Linked DNA regions of Mus musculus: region 1 is linked to region 2. A link is a loop called in an ENCODE intact Hi-C map of the cell type or tissue named here. Cell type or tissue: left cerebral cortex. All regions are shown on one strand. Links, peaks and the distances in the headings refer to the core of each region. The heading gives the core; the rest is flanking DNA.

The links. Peaks named below come from ENCODE experiments on the same cell type or tissue, not always from the same donor. Only the 100,000 strongest peaks of a DNase experiment are listed, where the experiment ranks them.
Region 1: it touches region 2 in a loop (2.6-fold over the local background); 14 of 42 quality-filtered maps call a loop at or near these places.

The regions. Positions count from the first base shown.
Region 1 is chr11:59,763,773-59,774,511 of GRCm38, reverse strand. Mprip (myosin phosphatase Rho interacting protein) reads right to left here. Exons shown (of 24, transcript NM_001368931.1): 17 at 9,985-10,132; 18 at 8,987-9,104; 19 at 7,625-7,784; 20 at 6,438-6,557; 21 at 5,213-5,299; 22 at 4,466-4,628; 23 at 2,810-2,895. It overlaps Gm51899 (a long non-coding RNA gene), which reads left to right and starts at 5,258. Exons shown (of 2, transcript XR_003949691.1): 1 at 5,258-5,341; 2 at 5,978-7,156. In left cerebral cortex, for the core only: a CTCF peak has its summit at 3,998 (motif pointing right); a DNase peak (open chromatin) is centred at 5,009; H3K27ac peaks cover 222 bases.
Region 2 is chr11:59,619,518-59,630,256 of GRCm38, reverse strand. No RefSeq gene overlaps it. Among named protein-coding and RNA genes, the nearest start is that of Olfr225, 12 kb to the right of the region's middle. In left cerebral cortex, for the core only: a CTCF peak has its summit at 5,835 (motif pointing left); a DNase peak (open chromatin) is centred at 5,819.

The DNA of each region.
Region 1 (10,739 bases), core at 962-8,961, 140 kb before region 2:
AGAGGTCTTTTGGCTTACCACTCAGCAACTGGCCAAACCAAGCACCCCCGGGGAGTGGGGTTTTGGCACTGCCGTAAATGTTCTGTTCTAGCTGAGGCTTTATTATCAGGCGTCCTGAGACTCCTTTGGTTGGACAGAATGTGCTCTAGGACTGGGTTCCATGTGCTGGATGGAGGAAAATCCTCATGTGGAAGGAGCAGGCTCTGAATGGCCATAGTGGCCCTACATGGCAATGGATGCCCAGAGGAAGTGTGAGCCTACTCACTGTACTCACTACCATTCTCAGGACAGAGCATTCAAGACCTACTGTCCCTTAGAGGTGAACCCTGAGAAGTGTCATTTCTCTGAGGTTTCTGGCCTCAGGTGCAGCCAGTTACCTTCAGGGCTCAGCCTTCCACACCCATCCCATGATCACACCGAGGAGAATCCTCTCTGCTATGGATCTCAAGAGGCCATGCTGCTGCTGTGCAAGCTGACCAAGGCAGGAGATGATACAGCATGTGAGGGAGGTCCCAATCACGACCCAGCACAGGTCTCTCTCTTAACAGGGCTCCTGGGACGCTCCAAGCGCACAAAGGCAGCACACATGCACTGCCATCTCGGGCCCCACTTTGTGCATGCGTGTGCTGAGGTTGGACACAGAGCACAACAATGGAACTGGGTCCCCATGCAAATCCTGAAAAATCACGTGAGAAACAGCTCAAGGTCTCTGCCCTCCTGCTTGTTCTGAGGGTCAGGTGTCCTCTGGAAACCAATGTCCTTTCCCACCTACCAGGGCTCTAGTGACTCCAAGAACACAGAGCTACTCTAGCACTGTGTGACTAGTGACCCTGCTTAGTACAAGAGCCCTCCATGGCTCTCAAGGCTGTCTTTGCCATAGGGATCTTGCTAGAACAGAGCCTCCCTGTTCCTAGCATTACCACTACCCAGTCCCTTGTTACTGAGCCGTGTGCTGGGTATCCCCACAAGTTCACAAGTAGATGGCACACCTCATTACATATCTTCTTCATGGTGCCCATCCCTGGATATCCTTTCTTATTCTGACCCAAAAGCCACTTGTTCATAGTGACCACTGTGCTTTCTGAGGGCTTCTGGGCAAGAGCTGAGTTTAACCTTAGGTTGGAGAAAGTAGTCTCCAATATGCTTAAACCACATTAGCATATAAGTTAGCTTGGAACTAGAAAACAAAACAGATTAGTTAAAAAAGCCAATGTTAAAATCCTTGGGCTTTTTCAATACTCTTCTCTAAGGCAACCTTGTTTCCTCTAAGTTCAAGCTGATTGCCCTTGCTGGCTTCTGTCTTGCTGGAAGGTAGAGAGACTCATGTAGAGTAGGAACTGGCACGCCTGGGTACTTACTGCCGGTGGGACCAACCAGGCCAGGGCCCTTAAGCTGTTATCACTGTATAAAAAAGGTCAACATGTATCCTTGGGGCACAACATTCCTGGCACTGAACTCCACATGGCCAACTCTACTACCTTCTACGGGGAGACACACTTTTGTATTGCATGAAAAACAAAAGCAGGTCGTGTTTATCCCTGTGTGAATGGTTGACAGGCCTTTAGGAACAAAATAATTTCTAAGACTCTACCCATGCAGTATTGATCAGTTCCACACAGAACAGCACAACTGGGATCTGTTCTATCTGCAGGGGTCTCCCCAAAACAGCCTTGTTACCCCCTGGCTATCTGCAGGGTCTCCCCAAAAAAGCCTTGTTACCCCCTGGCTATCTGCAGGGGTCTCCCCAAAACAGCCTTGTTACCCCCTGGCTATCTGCAGGGGTCTCCCCAAAACAGCCTTGTTACCCCCTGGCTATCTGCAGGGGTCTCCCCAAAACAGCCTTGTTACCACCTGGCTATCTGCAGGGGTCTCCCCAAAACAGCCTTGTTACCACCTGGCTATCTGCAGGGGTCTCCCCAAAACAGCCTTGTTACCACCTGGTTATCTGAGGTCTTTCATGAGAGTGCAGTGCTTGCCAGACTCAGTGGGTATCTACTATCTCCCTGCAATTTGTTTCCAAGACAGGAGACAGGAGCTCAGTGTCGTGCAAGTCACCCAGTATGCATGCTGGATTGTGCCCACCCGTCAAGATGAGGAGGCCTTGGGCAGGCTCAGCTCTGTGGAGAGGTTAGAGTGCCAACTTCCAGGACAGTTATTGAGATCTCATGTAGACTGGGTGTGTGTTTGTCAGAGAAAGATGAGTGAAGATAATTACATAGAGATGTGCTATGGAGGTGTGAGAGTGCATGCAGAGCCGCCTGTGAGGGCAGTGGGCAGAGTGAGAAGTGGTTTACCTATACGACAGGGGACTTGGAAGCGGGCGCGACTCAGTTATCCCATGAGACCTGCTCAATTACGGACTGTCAGAGGAAAGAGCAAAAAATAAGACACACACACAATCAGTTCTAAATGCAGCACGCTGGCCAGGCCCTCTCCCCCACCCCCCAGACACATCCATCTGAGAGCACACTGGGATCCTTGACTTCATTTCTCCAAGGTTGGCAGCGTCAGTGTGATTACAGAGATGTGCAGTGAACAGACATACAGTGGAGCCAAGAGGTCAGATTTACCCCACCTTCTGAGAGGCTCAAGATTCGTATGAGACACGAATCTCTTCATGTCTTGCTTCTTGAAGCCCTGGCCCTGAGATGGTTCTGCTGACATGGAACATGGTTCTTGAAGCCACTAGAATCATCTGAACATTGTGACTACATGGCTGGGCTAGGGCCTGCACTGTAGTGCCTGTACTGGGTTTGATCTTGCCAGCATCATCTAGTCCCACCTCATCTATAAGCTGGACCTCACTCACCTTGGACCTGATGTTTCTGAGTTGCCGGGTAACACAGGATCTGTCTTTCTTCAGGAAGTCAGGATTGCTTTTAGATTTCATTATGTCTGAAGGAACAAAAAGACTCATTACTTTTGCTTTCTACAATCTTGTGAACCAAACAGAACATATGGGAGGTTCTGAGTTCACTAGCATAGTGCACCCATACATTTCCTAAATCCAATAACCAACCAAGCACTGGAGCACTGGGTTCCCACTGGGGTTTAAGCTACACACATAATACTGTTAACAAAGGATAGGATCTCCTACTCTGGAATTAGACCTTGACTTCTGGGCATACCAACTGGCCTCATTATCTCTAGCTGATTTCTGACACAGGACTAGTATCAAAAGGAATCAGTCCATATTCTTTTCATTATCCACCCATCAAGAAAACAGCTCTTAGAATGTCTTAAACACAAATGACAAAGGTGTACACTGGGCCATACCACAAAGTATGTCAGGGTGTGGGGCTTTCCTTGTTTACTCAAATCTCAAAAAATTCTCTTTACATCAACATAAAAACACCTCCCTGTCTTCCCACAGTCAGTCTGCACCGCTGAGTGGACTGTTGTGTGCACGGCTGTCCATGGATGATGCTTAGCACTCGGCAATGTGTGGCACTTGTCTACAGATGCAGTACTCTGTGAATACTCTTCCGAGGTTAGTTATCACGGCAGGACAAAAGAACACACACTTCCTCCCTCTAATGCCTCAGCTTCTTGGCTTCCTACCCAGTGACCATGGTGATCACCGTTTTACAGTGAGCTAGACTGTAAACTGTGCTGTTGTCAGCAGCCTTCCAGAACAGCCGTGTCTGTGTCCCATGAGCAACACAGAGGACTGTCCCAGCAGGCACATTTGAATGCTGTCATGGATACTGTTCCTGAATTTGCTGAAGGAATGTTCAGTTACAGGGATATTAGGGGATTTGAACAGATTTTCAGTTTGCGGGGCTTTTATAAAGAAAGGGTCATGATGAAGTTAAGATGAACTCGTCAGTTATCAGAAAGAATCCAACAGTACGTGGCTCAGCAGCCTCTTTCCCCGCTGTGCTGCACAATACCTGGATATTTTCTCCAATAATTCTTCTTCTTCTTCTTTTCTTTTTTTTTTTTAAAGATTTATTTATTTCATGTATGTGAGTACACTGTTGCTGTCTTCAGACACACCAGAAGAGGGCATCGGACCCCCATTACAGATGGTTGTGAGCCACCATTTGAACTCAGGACCTCTGGAAGAGCAGTCAGTGCTCTTAACTACTGAGCCATCTCTCCAGTCCGTGCCTGGATCTTTTCAGCCAGCACAAAAACAGGTCAGTTTTGTTGTTCTTGAACAGGCTGTAGGTTCCTTCTGTTCTGCTTGCCTGTGGCCCTCAAAGATTTTATGGCTAAACATTTAGATTAAGGAACTAGCAAGAACTCCCCCTACCTGCTTAAGTTTTTCAGAAACAGATAGTATGACCCCTTGTTTCTATGGAAGCAGCTCTGTGTAAAGGAGCTGCAGGATATGGGAGGAGCAGCTCGCGGGGGAGCCCGTGCATGTGGGCCTAAAGGAGATTTGGGATGGCTCAAGACAGTTTTTTGGGTTTGATTCAAGTGCCAAAACATCTTCACGAGGAGCACCCAGATCGCTCACCATATCCTGACACAGTAGTGCCTTCAGGAGATTTCTCGCCCAGTGCCTCTGTGGCTGCTTTCAGCTGCTCCTTCAGCCTGCTGATGTCGCAGTCAGCCTTGGCCTTGGCAATGCTGAGCTCAGTGTAGATGTCTTTGTACTTGTCACTAGCATACTTCTTATCCTGGACAGATAAAGGCACAAGTGAGTGGCGGCTGCAGACAGGGTGTCAGACTCACTCGGAAATGGCCCTGTACCCTCCCTCTCTGAGGCAAAGACTGAACACTAAAGAAAACATGATGCAGGAAGTAGATGACTACAGGGGGCAAGCCTGCTGTGGTCCTGACTGTCTAACAGTTCCTTGTGGAAGTCAGTCAGGGAGAGCCTCTAGGTTTTAGATTTGTTAAGTGACCTGATCACACCAAGGATTCCATCATTACTTTCTGACTCCAGAAATTCCTTTGAGATGGGTCCAACTAGACCAGCCTAAATGGCAGACCAAGCCTCACTTCACCCACATAGCACTCTGTGTTACTGTACCTATCCAAATGCATGGAAACACAGACCCACCACCGCCTGACTAGAGGCTTCCTTCTGACTGCCCTACTTCTGAGGCATATGCTCAGACGCTGGTATTTTAAGGGAACCTGACTTTAGGACTGCAATCTTGTAGAGTGTCCTGCCATGAAAAAGTGAGCCCAGCAGGACCTGGTCAGACCTCTCAGCTTTCACCCCTCTTTGTCCTGCCTCCACACCCTTGGCCCTTACCCGCAGGGCTGTCTGGAGTTCATCCTTGAGGGAGCTGATCTCCTGTTTCAGGTACTGGATTTCTGACTCTTTGACCCGCAACAAGACCTATAAGAAGAGGGAAAATGAGGACTGACTCTCAGGAACCAGGTATCCTGTAGTCTGCATATACAGAGCATGGCTGGCAGACAGTTGCTTTGTACATTTCGGGGAAGAGAGCCAACCCTTACTGACACTAAACAGAACACACGACTTAAATACTGCTCAGTGCTTCTACAGAAATGGAAAGGGGAAAATACTGTTAGCCTTGCTAGTCCAGAGGCATGAGGACTACACTGAGTTCCCACTACTGACTTGCTTGCTCCCGGAGATGTAGCTGTCAAGGTCTAGATACACTGTTCCTATAGGAATTTCTGCCCACCCTAGCCAGCTCCTCTTGTTCACTTGTCTGAGTCACCTATAAAGGAAAACCTTAACCTAACTGGGGTCCTCTTGAGGATGCCCTACATCCTCATTTGGTGGTTCTCAAACTTCCTAATGCTGCAACCCTTTAATACATGTTGTGCTGACCCTCAACCATAAAATTATTTTGCTGCTACTTCATATCTGTAATTTTGCTACTGTTATGAATTGTAATATAAATATATAATAGGTATGATATCTGACGTGTGCCCCAGGGGGACTCTCAACCCACATGTTGAGAACTCTAATATGTGAGAATTAGAGTCTTTCCTTTCTCTCTCCCTCTTTCAACGGTTGTTTTTTGCTTTTGCTTTTTCTTTCTAGCCTTCTCTGGAATCCTCTTGCTTCAGCTTCCTAAGCAGTTGGGAGTACATGTGCTTGCCACTGCAGAATGAGCTGTTGTGATTGAAAACAAACATCCTGGACTCCGAGAAGTTAAGTCATAATAGAATCTGAGAACAGCAGGATTCCTGTAGCCCTGAAGATCCTCATGGCATCTAGAGGGACCCCTGTTTCTGCCTGTGGACCTCAGGGTACTTGTCAGCTAACCAATGACTTTGGGCCTTCCCATAGCTTTCAAAAGTTAGCTTGAAGCTTTCTTTTCTTGTAGCTGCTACAGAGCTAGAGATGAACCCAGAGTTTTGCATGTAAGCAGGCATTCTTCTATTGAACTGTACCCTTCTGGCCTTTTCTTAAAATCTGGTCCCTCAATGACTCTAAGATAAAGAGCTTTAGTATGACCCAGGAGCTCCTGAATAAGGCAGTGCCTTGCTTCTTACAGTACCTCTAACTCATAGGCATCCTTGCCCTGTGTGAGAGGCAACCCAGTGGACTCCCCACCACCGTCTCCAGTCAGTAGTGTCCGCAACCGTGTGATCTCCGCAGCCAGGCGGTTATTCAGCTCCTGGGGGACAACAGCACAACACAACAGTGACCATCCCCACACACAGTTGCATAAGACACTAGAGAAGGTCACTTCTTAACCAGTAGCGTACAGAGGCCTAAGAATGGAGCCCCCAAGCCTTGTGCATGTTCAGTGCTATGTTTAAGGTAGACATTTAAGGATACATAAAAGCTGTTCATATAGGTTGTGAGGCTATGTGAGGACTTATAACCTGTCAGAAATTGGTTCTGAGACCTCTATTAGGCACCAAATTCTGTGGATGTTCAAGTCCCATTACAAATGGCATACAATATCTGCATAATCCTCCCATATACAATAGGCTGTCTCTACATTATGTCTAATACCCAGTACCATCCACACAATTCCTAAGTCCTTAGCTGTAACGTATTATGCAGGGAGGAGGGATAAGAAAATAGTAGATGTCCACTGCAAATGACTGTTTTCCTCCCTGGAACATTTGCTATGTTTGGTCAGCTGAATTCAGAACTGATTCAGAACTCATAGCAGCAAAATGCCAATTGTGTCTCTAGAGCGAAGATTCCATGGATCTTAAAATTAAAATCGTTCTGCTGTGGGCAGTGTTATCTTTTCCCACTTGAGCTCCCAAAGATTACTCTACTTCTGTCCCTCCAATTTCTCACGCCTTTCTGACTGGTAAGTGCTCTTCTTCAAGCCACTGCAGTGGTTCAGTGACTCCCAAGTAGTTACACCCACAGTGCAGTGTGGTTTGAGAAGGCACAGAGGGCAAGCATGACAGACGGAGCAGGCAAAAATAGGGTGTTGATAGAAGAGCTTATATTGAACTCAGTATCATATCCCACTCATCTGGGATTCTAGTGAACCCCAATTTTCTAAGGAGCACTAAATTTTAAGAACATGACTTATAGAAACAAATGTGAGAGAGTAAGCCCAGCACTGCAGGACAGAGACCCCAACTCTGAGATACTTCAACTAGAGGACTAGAGATTCAGAGAAGTCACCAGATTCTTAAGTCTCAGGAAGGGCAGATGTGGTAGTATCATGGCCAGTAGCCCAAATGAAGGTGGGGCTTAGCTTTTTGGCCTTACCTGGTTGTGGGCGTTGAGCTCCTGGTTCTCACGCTGGCATTGCCGCAGGGCCTGACGCTCGGCCTCCAGCGCCTGGGCTAGGTGTGCATTCTCCAGGCACTTTTGGGAGTACTGCTCTGAAAGGACTTCCAGCTCCCGCTGCACTGACTGCAGCTCCTCCCTGCAGAGAGAGGGGATGCTCAGCCCTGCCCCCACTGCAGGACCCGGACGGCTAGACAGTGATAGCACAGTGTCTGCCCACAGAATGTCTGGGACACTTTGCAGAAATGACTCTATCTTTTCTGGGCTAGCCACAGCTGGCACACTGGTGATGCTACTAGGGGGCAGAACCAGTGTGACAGCAGAGCTGTGTTTCTGAGAGGTCATAGGTGGAGAGCACCACTTGGGCAGTGTATCATTTCAAAGCACAGACACTCGGCACAACAGGAAACCAGTCCTGGAGGGACTCTTCTCAGCACCCCATGGCCAGAAGAGTCGAGAAGGACCTTCTAGATGAGCCTCCAGTCCAGGAAGCCTGACCACTGGACTTCTTGAGTTGTTGCTTTTAGCCCCAGAACACTCCAGAGACCTCAGCAAAGTCTTATCCATAGATACTTCTGGTACTAACCCAAGGGTCCCCTCCCCGAAGTGACTCCTACCGAGGAAAACGTCACAAGGTGTTTCCATGCTGCACTTTGTGCTACGTGTGTAGTCAGTTCATGAGAATCCTAGAACACCGTGGCTACTTTCTTTCTTTCTTCTTTTTTTTTTTTTTTTTTTTTGGTTTTCTGAGACAGGGCTTCTCTGTATAGCCCTGGCTGTCCTGGAACTCACTTTGTAGACCAGGCTGGTCTTGAACTCAGAAATCCACCTGCCTCTGCCTCCCAAGTGCTGGGATTAAAGGTGTGCGCCACCACCGCCCAGCTGTGGCTACTTTTAACACAAACTGCTGTGGTATACCAAGCATAAAACACCAGCTAGACCCTGGTTCCTTTTAAGGTGCTGATATAGTAGCAGTGGTCCAAACAAATTGGGGGATGATGTCTGCAGTCAACCCTAATAAGTACAAAGTACTTTGTTTCGTTTTAGAATAGGGTCTCCATATACAGTCCAGGCTGGCTTCAGATTTGTGGCAATCTTCCAGCCTCAGGCTACTAAGTACTGGGATTACAAATATCATCATGTCTAGCTTAAGTTATGATTTTAAAATGTCACTTGTTACATTTGTTTATCTGCATCTTAAGGCTCAGTCTTGAGAGCAAAGTAGTGTGGGTTGTCGTTAGAACCAAGGTCTCCTCGCCTCCCCAAGAGCATCCTTAAAGCTGTCTTAGACTTGGTAAAGTAGCCCTCTCCCACAGGGCTCTCACAGGGTTGGTGACTCACAGGTACTGTCGCCTCAGGGCTTCTATGTCTGAATTGATGCTGCTGATCTGAGACCGCTGGCTCTTCTCTAACTCTCGTTCCATCTCCTCTCGGTGAGCATTCTTCATGGCTTCAATGGCTGCAGGAAGGACATAACCAACCTTCAGCAACAAAATCTAGGGCTACAAGTGGCAGTGTCTCTACTAGATTATCCCTCCACAAGGCCAATGATAGGCTAATGTAATGTCTGTCCCCTGTTGACTCTGATTTCAGCAGCAGTAGGACTCCCTCTCTGGGATAGATAAAGGCTGAAAAAATTCACAAACTAATTCCCCCTGGCTACAGGTATGTTATATTTGCTATCAGAAAAACTCTACAGTAATTAGGTAAATGTCAATGCTCTCTTCACACATGAGTTTACAAATTAAGTGTCTGAGAGCTGCTTCACTTTCCCCTGCTGTTAACATAAGCCACTGAAACTTCAACATGACATGGGTGAGAAACACTTGCAGGGGCTGTGTTAGAGTATATCCATGCTCTGTCGAAGATTACTCCAAGTGAGGGACGCCTATTGGGGACCATCTCTGCAATGTCACAAATAGCTGGGGCACTAGCTTTTAGTTTGGAGGCTCTCAATAGATTTCTCTAGCTAGTCCTTGACTCACTTTGAATCTTCAAATACCTCTCTCCAAAATGAAGCTTAAGGCTATGGCTGGCACTGATTTGGACTAGTACCATGCATGGAACCATGTTTAATCTCCAGCAATACGTTCACAGGGTGGGACGGTACATGTCTTTTATCTGTTACTCCAGCACGGGGAAGTGAGTGGAGGAGAGTGGGTTCAAGGTTATCCTCATGTACATAGCGAGTTTAAGGATGGCCAAGGATAGAGATGCTGCCCACCACCACCCACTAAGAAGTTAAATCTTAGGGAAAAGCAATGTTAAGGCCAATCCTCTTGTGAACTACAGGTTCAGCCCAAGACATGGGAAACCTGTGCTCGTGGACTTAGTCCCACCTGATATGGTGGCAGCTGTCTCCTCAGCCAGGAGGCGGTCTTTTTCCTCCCGCAGCTTCTCTAGCTCCCGCTGGTGTTGCCTCTGTAGGTCTTCAATCTTCTTCTGATGTGTCTCCTCCATGGCGGCAAAGCCTCGCTCACATGTAGCCTGCAGAATGGAAGAGGGCTTATTGGTTTTTCTTTGCTTCCAAGTGGCTGTCCTGTGTAATAAATAAGGTAGCCACCTGCTTGGTTCAGGAAATTATATGGTCTCAAGATGTGGCTTGTGATTCTAGCATCAAGTACCTAGGCTGTGTGTAGCTTTGTCCTGGGACTGTGTGGCATCACAACCAGGTAGCACATATATTGGTTAGAGTAGCAGATATGCTCGGACAAATGTGCTAGGTGGAGAGAGTGAGGTTCATCTTCTGTGGGCTGGGGAAACAGGGCTGATTTCTGGGAGCTGAGGAGCCTCGGCTGTTTTCTAAACCTCAAGGATGTCCTCACACGAGCCAGAGCGGAACCAACATCTTTACTGCCAGCCTGTGCCTTCTCCCTTCTCTCTTTTAAAGGAGAGCAGAGGCTACCCACTGAGAACCTTACTACCTTCCAAGCAGAATAGATAATGAGTCCTAGGGGGACTCATTCCCCATTCCTCAAAGCCATGGAGCCCCAGGCCTGGCCTGTTAGGGCTGCCCTCCCCAACCAAGCAGTAGTGCATGCCCTGTTCCATCTGCAGCTCACAGCTACTTTGACTGTGGGTCATTCCTTAGAAC
Region 2 (10,739 bases), core at 1,181-9,180:
ATGGAACCCCATACGAGGTGACAGAAGGAACACAGGATGGGGAGGGGCTGAGGTCTCAAGCTAGATGGGTGGTTGTCAACCTCACACATAGTAGAACTGTTGTCTGTGACGATGAAAACCATGGCTAGAGGCCTTGTAGTTTCCCTGAGAATCAAGCCCCAACAGCTGTGTTCGGCCTGCTTCTGAATTCATTCAGAAAGCTAGGAAAGGGGCCAAGTCCATAGTTCCTTTTTAACCCTCCTTTCCCATCTGGCCTTGCTAACCAACCAGCCAGAGGAGTCCACTGCTCACAGAAAGCTCTGTACAAAAGACCGTCCCTGGAGAGGACTGCTCAATGCATTTTGCTCTTGGAACATCAGTAGAATCCGAGACCCCTATAAAGACAGTGAGGGAAAGCAGAGCCCACTCAGAGCAAACAGGGTGGAGAGAGATACAAGAAACAGAAAGAAGCAGTTGTATTTTATTGGAGACCCTGAGGGGATGTCAGCTCTCAAGGGGAGGAGCCTGAACTTGAACTATTCCATCTCCTCCATGCCTGGCCAACAGTGTGCACCCTAGGAGGAGTCAGTCTCCAGCATCCTTGTGGTGATCTCCAGGGGACAAGGCATCTGCATCCACCTGAGCTGTTTGAAATCAGACTGCCCTGGTACTCGATACAGGCTTCACTGCCACTCCTGGGATACATATTAGTCCCAAAACATGGGAGTCACTCAGGACTTGACTGCACTTCTTAATGACTACAAATAGGGCTCACTGGTACACATGTAAAAATCAATGTAAGGTGTGTCTGTCCTCAACTCCTGTGGAATCTTCTGTATTCATGTCTATGGAAACTAGTTTTTCTCCTTGAACACAAAGTACAAGGTGATGGTTTGACGCACACGATGCAGAGTGTGCCAAGAGTGTTTGGTGCTCTGTCTCCTTGGGCATATACCGTTTCCTTGTGACGAGAGCCCATGAACTTCCCACTTAAGAAAGAGATTTCTTTTTCATGCATCTCTTACTTACTTTGTGTGTGCACCTGAGTAGTAGCTATGTGTGTAGATGCCTGCAGTAGACAGAAGGAATGTGGTCTCCTGAAGTTATAGGTAGTTTTGTTATGAACTATGCCCCCGTGCAATGTGCATGCTGAGAACTAACCCCAGGTCCTCTGCCAGAGCAAGTGTTCTTAAGTGAGCCACCTCTCCAGCCCCACTCTCTTCAAGTCTTTAAAAACACATAATCACTTGTGAATAGATTCTTGGCTAGGGGTGAGAGTTTGTGTCTGCCCCCCCTTCCCTGTGCTGGAATTTGAGCCCTTGCAGGGTTTGTGCATGCTGCCACAGTATGTGGAAGTTCATATGGGCATCAATCCTGCTGTGTCTGGAGGACACCATTTCCTTGGAGCTGTCCATCACCCCTGGCTCTTACCATCTTTCTGCCCCCTCTTCCACATAGATCTGTAAACCTTGCATAGAGAGTCTTGAAGGGGAAAAATCAATTTTGTTCAATGCAGGGTCACTAGCTACTATATCAAAGCGTACTCCAGGGTAGGTCCCATGCCCAGGAGTAGTTTACTAACCAAAACAGACTCGATGTTGGGTTTTTTTTTTCATTGTTTGCTTTTTGGTTTGCTTTGGTTATTTTGCCTTTTGATGTTGTTGTTTTGGTTTGACCTTTGGGAAGGTGTTTTTGTTTTTGGTCTGATAGATAAAAAGAACATGAAGTTAGGTGGGTAGGCAAGTGGGGAGAATCTGAAAGGAGTTGGGGCGGGGGAATAATATGATCAAAATATATTACATGTAACTTGTTTTTAAATAAGAAAAGAACAAAAGCATAATAAATAGGAAACCACAATTACCACACTACACCAGGTGCTGGGACTTGCTCTTTCCTGAGCAACTGTGCCGAGACCTCTGACCTGTGCAACTGCTACCCAGCCTCTTCCCCCTCTGCCCCTTATCTTTTGATTCTGACAAATTTCAGAATAGGCTAGGACCATCGACATGTATTTCTCCAAGAACTTCAGCATACAGATTATTAATTCGAGGGAAATGATATGTTTAAAATCGTTAATGATGCAGAAGTTCAGATACACAGATCAAAGAGACTGCGATAATGAATACTTACGCACCATCCACTGTCTGCTGTCAGGATGGCCAAGGTTCCCCAGTCTTGCTTCTTATACCAAAAACAAACAAACAAAAAAATCACTTCATCCTAAAAAATCGTTTTAATTTAAGCCGTCAGAGTTGCATGTTCATGCAACCATAGCAATATCGGGTACAGTAGGTCACTATATTGGTGCTAAACCGCACTCGACACTGAAGAACCATTTCAAAGGAAGCACGGTTGAAACAGGTGTTGTAGTGTCTGTGAGGCCCTTTATTTACATGCAAACCCAAATGCATCGGATGAGAACAGCCGTATACACACGGACTCTTACAGAAACAATAGAAATGTGATATTAAAAGAGGGCCCATGGGTATGGGGCATCTGCCCTTGTGAAAATTCTATAAAGGATAAAAGGATGTACTGCTTCATCGATGCACATGGATGCACGTGGATGGGCCAGCACAGCAGCTCACACCTTCCTTGGATGGAAACACCACACAGTTGCATGTTTGCCAAAAATTGATGTCCTACTATGCAGTGTAACCAGATTTACATTTGTAACAGAGCAGATGGAGGTTCTTGTATAGCTCTGAAGATTTCTAAATTAGAAATATATATCACATATGTTTTTAGAAGTACAGCAGTGCCCTGAGGTGGACACATACCGGGAGGTAATAAACCTATGGTGGCAAGGATGGTTGTATTGGTCTGCACCAAACACAGATGTGTGTAACAGAAGTGATAAAAATATTATTAGAAATCAGGGCATATGAACATATTGTTCTAACAGTGCACCCTGATATTGACGAACAAGCTCAGAGGTAGAGCGATTCTAACTGATATTCTAGAATCCATGAGACCAAGTGTTCACAAGCTCATTCAAGCACATTGTAGACAAATACACTGCTACAGAAACACACACAAATGTAAACGTCTAGCAGGACTCAGGGGTGCTGGACATCCACACTCCTGGAATTATGACACGGGAGATCCGAGGTTGTACCACCACATCACTGCGTGTGAATGTGCTAGCAGAGCAGCTCGTTATCCATTTGTACAAAAAATTACACATTTGGATGTTTGCAAAAACCAATGTCCCAAAGCTGCAGCATAAACAGATGTGCTTACAGCAAAGCAAACAGGGGTGTTTTACAGCTCTAAACATGCCTGAAGAAGAACAGCAGGACATACATTATTAGGACCGCAGCAGAGCATCCTGATGAACCTGTAAACAGGAAAAAAAGTTAAAGGTGAGAATGGCTGTACTAGTCACACAGCATGCATGGAGACAGAGATGACAAAGGGTTTATTAGAAAGTGGTGCACATAGTTTTTTACAGCGGTGCATCTGGACATTGAAGAAGTCATTCAGAGGTAGAACAATCCAAGCTGCTATGCTATGATCCATGAGACCAAGTGTTTACAACCACATTTGAGCACATTGGAGAGCAGCTATACATCAATATACTGTCACAGTGAAATTATCCAGGCGAGATAATTATTGACAACCATGCCGATTAAACTAATTAAAAGTTTGGAGTTCTTTTTATTAATGGCGAGATCAAGAGTGACCTGTGCCGCTGTGAAGTCTCTTGGTGCCCCAGTCAGGTGTATGGCATTTAAAAAGAAAGGCACAGTTACATCAGTGTCTGACGTGGAAGTTACACTAGTAAGGGATTTGGAGTGGCCTAGAAACATCTTTCTTTACAATGCTCAGCTGTATATTCCAGACACTACATAATATGTTTGGACCATGGTCAAGTTCATAGACTGTTCCAAAAAGCGTTGCCAAGGCTGTTGGAGGATGGACGGCGAAGCATCTAGACAGACACAAAATAAAGTTGGCACGTGATGGGTTTCCGTAGTCATTTTATCCCTTACACCCCCTCCCTTTCTGTTACTTTCAAGTCTTAGACCTTGGCTAAGGGATAAATACTGGGTCCTGAGGATCATTAGTTTAACCAAGGCAATTTGTCTGATGAACTTTAAAAGTCATTTGACTATGCAAGGCAAGTCTTATAAAAAGGAAGTGGAAGGGGCCATTCAGGCCAACGAGGAAGGTTGTAAGCCATGGATTTTAATAAAATATTTTATGATACCAGGAATTATGTTGTCTTGTTTGTTTGTTTATTTGAGACAGGGTCTCACTTGCCTCTGTTTGTCCTGGAACTAACTCTGTAGACCAGGCTAGCTTGAACTCACGGAGATCTGCCTGCCTCTGTCTCTTGAGTGCTGGGACTAAAGGCATGAACCCAGCTGTACTGTTTCTTATCTAAATGATCTTTCATTTTTCATGAAGTTTATTTTTAATAATAATAAATATATAATGTTTTCTAATCATGTAGGATTTTAGAAGGCAATCTCTCTAATTCTGTCAGAAGGTAACTTTTAGCCTTGATTGCGGGAAGGTTTAAGAGTTTTGTGTCTGGTGGCACACACCTTTAGTTCCACCATTCAGGAGAAGCAGGTGGATCTCTGTGAGTTTGAGGACAGCCTGGTCTACAGAGTGAGTTCCAGGACAGCTAGAGCTACACAGAGAAACCCTGTCTCAAAAAAAAAAAAAGCAAAAACAAAAAACAAAACAAAACAAAACAAAAAGTTTTATGAGATCAGTTTTAAACATATGCTATTTGGCTCCAGTGTACTTTGTCTCTGTCAGGATTTTCCCAGTGCGGAATGAGGCAAGAGTAAAGGATTAAGCAGACAGTCTAGCCAGACTCAGAGGGCATATATAACCAAACAGGAGTATAGGTTGTGAAAGCCTTAGCTTGAGTGCATCTGGTCCAGGTAAGCTGGTTTCCATTTCTGCTCCTGGTTGGAACAGGCTTGTCATGGAAGTGATGAGTCCATGCAGGCATCCTTCAGGCGGGAGTCAGGTTTCTATTTCTGAAACTTCTTGATGTACACTTGGTCCCCAGGTCAGAATAAATGACAAGGCACCAAGAAAGGAACTGGATAGGTGTCTCGAACCCTAGAATAGATTGCAGTCTGGACCTGTTGGAGAGACTGGAGATTCTTCAGAAGAGACCAGTTAATAATGTCTGCAGCAATAGTCTCTTAAACAGGGTGGAAAAGGGGGGTGGCTTTCAAACATAATCTCATAGAGGAGGAATCCTGCCTTCTGAGGGGTTATATCTTGCTCTAGGAAAGGCCACGGGTAGAAAGTTGGGCCAACTTTCACTGGTTTTAAAGGCTAATTTAGAGAGGGTGGGATTGAGAATCTAGTTTATGTCTCTGACTTGTCCATAGCTCTGAGGTCTGCAGCTTTCAGGTTTTATATATACATATTTTGTTTTGTTTTGTTTTTTGAGACAGGGTTTCTCTGGCTGTCCTGGAACTCACTCTGCAGACCAGGCTGGCCTCAAACTCAGAAATCCACCTGCCTCTGCCTCCCAAGTGCTGGAATTAAAGGCATATGCCACCATGCCTGGCTAAAAATAAGTGTTTTTAAAAGAATATTTACCAATAACGATAATATGCTTTATATAATGACAAAAAGTCTATGGGATTCCATAATACCACAGCACATTTTAAAAATTCTATGGATAATCTGAACAACACTGTATCTTCTAAGGAAGTGGAACTGTGCTTTTAAAAAGCATTCAGCTAAGCTTATAGCTTTAAGAAAACAAAAACGGAAGCTGGAGAGATGGCTTGGCAGTTAAGCACACTGGCTGCTTTACCAGAGCTCATATAGTGGCTCAAAAGTACGGTTCCAGGGGATCTGATGCCCTCTTCTGGCCTTCACAGGCAATGGGCGTGCACATGGTACAGTTACAGACATGCAAAGCAAACACTCATACACATAAAAAAATGTTCCTTTACTCGGTATCCCTATCTGTGTCCCCTCCCACAGTTCCTCCCTTATCCCCATCCCCTTCTCCTGTGAGAGGGTGTAGGTCCCCCGAGTATTCTTGTCCAGCCTTGGCATATCATGTCTCTGTGGGGCTAGGCACATCCCCTCCTAGTGAGACCAGACAAGACAGATGGAAGAACATAGTCCACAAACAGGCAGCAGCTTTTGGGATAGCCCTGCTCCAGTTGTTCAGGACCCACATGAAGACCAGGCTACACATCTGCTACAGATGTGGGGGTGGGGTGGAGCTCTAGGTCCAGCCGGTGTATGCTCTTTGGTTGGTAGTTCAGTTTCTGAGAGCTCCAAGGGTCCAGGTTAGTTGACTCTTTTGGCTTTCCTGTGGAGTTCCTATCCCCTTTTGGTCCTTCAGCCCTTCCCCCAACTCTTCCAATAAGAGTCCCCAAGCTCCATCCTCTGTTTGGCTGTGGGTCTCTGCATTTGTCTGAGTCAGCTGCTGGGGGACTTATTTCCATTCATTCTCATGGCCATCTGGCCATCTCTTCTGTCCCTCCCCACTCCTGATCCTGAACCCCCCACACTCCCCTCTCCCACCCTGTTCCTTCCCTCCATCTGCCTCCTATGGCTATTGTATTCCCCCTTCTAAGCCTCTAAGAGGACAGCCACGCTAGACTCCTGTCTGCAAGCATAGCAGAGTATCATTAACAGTGTCAGGGATTGTTGCTTGCCCATGGCATGGTTCTCTAGTTGGACCTGCTATTGCTAGGCTGTTTCCCCAGTCTCTGCTCCTTCCCCATCCCTGCATTTCTTGTAGATAGGATAAATTTGGGGCTGGATGTTTTGTGGGTGGGTTGGTGTCCCAATCGATCCACTGGAGTTCCTGCCTAGCCTTTTCAGGTTCCATATCCCCAATGCTGTGAGTCACAGCTAAGGTCGCCCCCTCCCATTGATTCTTGATTATCTCTCCTACCCCAGGTCTCTGGCAAATTCTTGAGATCCACCCCCACCTTCCCACCCCCATCAGTTGCAGATTTCCATTCCTTTTCTTTTCTTTTTTCTTTTTTTGGTTTTTCGAGACAGGTTTCTCTGTATAGCTCTGGCTGTCCTGGAACTCGCTCTGTAGAGCAAGCTGCCTTGAACTCAGAAATCCACCTGCCTCTGCCTCCCAAGTGCTGGGATTGAAGGCATGTACCACCACTGCCCCGCTCTCCATTCATTTTCATGGCCATCTGGCCATCTATCTTGCCCCTCCCCGCATCTGATCCTGAATGACCCCCCCCCTTTCCCCTCCACATCTCCTCTCCCACCCTTTTCTCCCTCCATCTCTCCCTCCTCCTATGACTATTTTATGCCCTCTTCTAAGTGAGATTCAAGTATCCTTGTTTGGGCCTTCCTTCTTGTTTAGCTTCTTTGAGTCTGTGGAGTGTAACATGGGTCTCCGGTATTTTATGGCTAATATCCACTTATAAGTAAGTATATACCATGCATGTTCTTTTGGGTATGGATTACCTCACTCAGGATGATATTCTCAAGTTCCACCCATTTGCCTGCAAAATTCATGATGTCTTAGTTTTTAATAGTTGAATATACTCCATTGTGTAGATACATCACATTTTCTTTATACATTCTTCAGTTGAGGGGCATCTAGGTTGTATCTAGTTTCTGGTTATTATGAATAAATCTGCTATGAACATGTTTGAGCAGATGTCGTTGTGAGATGGTAGAGCATCTTTTGGGTATACACCCAGGAGTGGTATAGCTGAGTCTTGAGGTAGAACTACTCCCAGTTTTCTGAGAAAATGCCGTATTGATCTACAAAGTTGTTGTACAAGTTTGCACTCCAACCAGCAATGGAGGAGTGTTCCCCTTGCTCCATACCCTCGCCAGCATGTGCTGTCACTTGAGTTGTTGATATTAGTCATTCTGATGTAAGATGGAATCGCAGAATTGTTATGATTTGCATTTCCTTGATGACTAAGGACTTTGAACATTTCTTTAAGTGCTTCTCAGCCACTTGAGACTCCTCTGTTGAGAATTCTGTTTAGCTCTGTTCCCCATTTTATAATTGGGTTGTTTGGGTTGTTAACTTCTTGAGTTTTTCATAAATTTTGGATATTAGCTCTCTGTCAGATGTAGACTCAGTGAAGATCCTTTCTCAATGTGCAGGCTGCCATTTTGTCCTATGGACAGTGCCCTTTGGCTTACAGAAGCTTTAGTTTAATGAGGTCCCACCTAGCAACTGTTGATCATAGAGCCTGAACCATTGGTGTTCTGTTTAGGAACTTGTCTCCTGTACCAGTGAGTTTAAGGCTATTCCCCACTTTCTGTTTTATTAGATTTATTATATCTGTTTTTATGTTGAGGTCTTTAATCCACTTGAACTTGAGTTATGTGCAGGGTAATAGATATGGATCTATTTGCATTCTTCTACATACAGACATCCAGTTAGACCAACACCATTTGTTGAGATACTTTCTTTTTTCCATTGTATGGTTTTGCCTTCTTTGTAAAAGTTAAAGTATCCATAGGTGTGTGAATTTATCTCAGGGTCTTCAATTTGATTCTATTTGTTTTGCCTTTTTGGGGTTCTTTGTGTGGTTTAGGTATCAGGATGACTGTGGCTTCGTTGAATGAGTTTGGCAGTGTTCCTTCTGTTTCTATTTTGTGGGATAGTTTGTGGAGTATTGGTAGTAGCTCTTTTTGAGGTGTGGTAGAATTCTGAACTAAAACCATCTGGCTCTTGGCTTTTTTTTTTTTTTTTTTTGGTTGAGAGATATTTGTCTGCTTCTATTTCCTTAGGAGTTACAAGGCTCTTTAAATCATTTCCCTGATCTGGATTTAACTTTGGTAAGTGGTATCTGTCTAGAAAGTCGTCCATTTTGTTAAGATTTTCCAATTTATGTGGAGTACAGACGATTGAAGTAAGACCTCATGGTTCTTTGAATTTTCTCAGTGTCTGTCATTATGTCCCTCTTTCATTTCTGACTTTGTTTATTCAGATAAGGTCTCTCTGTCTTTTGGTTAACTTGGCTAAGGGTTTGTCTATCTTGTTGATTTTCTTAAAGAACGAGTTCTTGGTTTCATTGTATTTCTTTCTTTGTTTCTGATTGATTTCAGCCCTGATTTTGATTAGATTATTTCCTGCTTTTTCTACTCCTCTTTGTGTGTGCTTGCTTTTCCTCCTCCCCTCCTCCTCTTCCTCCCCCTTCTTCTGTAGAGCTTTTAGATGTACTTTTAAATTGCTGGTATGAGAACTTTCTAATTTCTTTGTGGAGGCACTTAGTGCAATGAATTTTCCTCTTAGCACTGCTTTCATCGTGTCCCATTAAATTGGGTATGTTGTGCCTTCATTTTCATTTACTTCTAGAAAGTCTTTAATTTTCTTTTTTATTTCTTTTCTGACTCAGAGATCATTGAGTGGAGTGTTGTTTAATTTTTATGTGTGCGTAGACTTTCTGGTGTTTCTGTTGTTGTTGAAGTCCAGCTTTAACCCATGGTGGTCTGATAAGATGCAAGGCATTAATTAAATTTTCTTGTATCTGTTGAGGCTTGCTTTGTGACCAACTATATGGTCAATCTTGGAGAAGGTCCATGCAGTGCTGAGAAGAAAGTATATATTTTTGTGTTTGAGTGAAATATTCTGTAGATGTCTGTTAGGTCCATTTGATTCATAATGTCTATTGTTAGCTTTATTATTTCTCTTTTAGTTTTTGTCTAGATAATCTGTCAATTGCTGAGAGTGGTGTGTTGAAGTCTCCTACTATTAACGTGTGGGGTTTGATGTGTGATTTAAGCTTCAGCAATGAACAATGTTTCTTTTTACAAATGTCGGTGCCCTTGTGTTTGGGGCATAGATGTCCAGAATTGAGATATTATCTTGAAAGATTTTTCCTTTGATGAGTATGAAGGGTTTTTCCCTGTCTCTTTTGATTAATTTTGGTTGCAAGTCTATTTTACTAGGATGGCTACTCTAGCTTGCTTCTTTGGTCCATTTGCTTGGAAAACTTTGTTTCCAGCCTTTTACTCTGAGGTAATGTCTATCTTTTATTTCTGAGGTGTGTTTCTTGTATGCAGCAGAATGATGGATCCTGTTTTCTCCTCCATTCTGTTAGCCTGTGTCTTTTTATTGGGAAATTGAGTCCACTGATGTTGAGAGATACTAATGGCCAGTGTTAATTCCTGTTATTTTGATTTTGGTGGTGTTAGTGTGTGTGTTTCCTTCGTTTTTGCTGGTATGGAATTACTTATTTCCTGTGTTTGCTTGGATGTAGTTGTCCTTGGATTGGAATTTTCATGCTAGTTTTTCTGTAGGGCTGGATTTGTGGATAGATATTGTCTAAATTTGGATATGTCTTGAAATATCTCGTTTTCTCCATCTATGATGATTGAGAGTTTTGCTAGGTATAGTCGTCTAGGTTTGTATCTGTGGTTTTTTTTTTAGAGGCTGCAAGATATCTATCCAGGCCTTTCTAGCTTTTTGAGTTCCTGTTGCGAAGTCGGGTGTAATTCTAATAGGTCTGCCTTGGTCTGTTACCTGGCCTTTCCCCCTTGCCACTTTTAATATTCTTTCTTTGTTCTGTAGATTTTGTGTTTTGATTATTATGTGGTAGGAAGATTTTTCTTTTCTGGTCCAGTCTAATTGGTGTGCTATAAATTTCATGAATGTTTATCTCTTTATTTAGATTAGGAATTTTTTTCTTCTATGATTTTGTTGAGAATATTTTCTGGCCCTTGGAGCTAGGACTCTTGACCTTCTTCTATTCCTGTTATTCTTAGGTTAGGTTTTTTGTTTGTTTGTTTGTTTTTTTTTTATGGTATCTCAGAATTCCTGG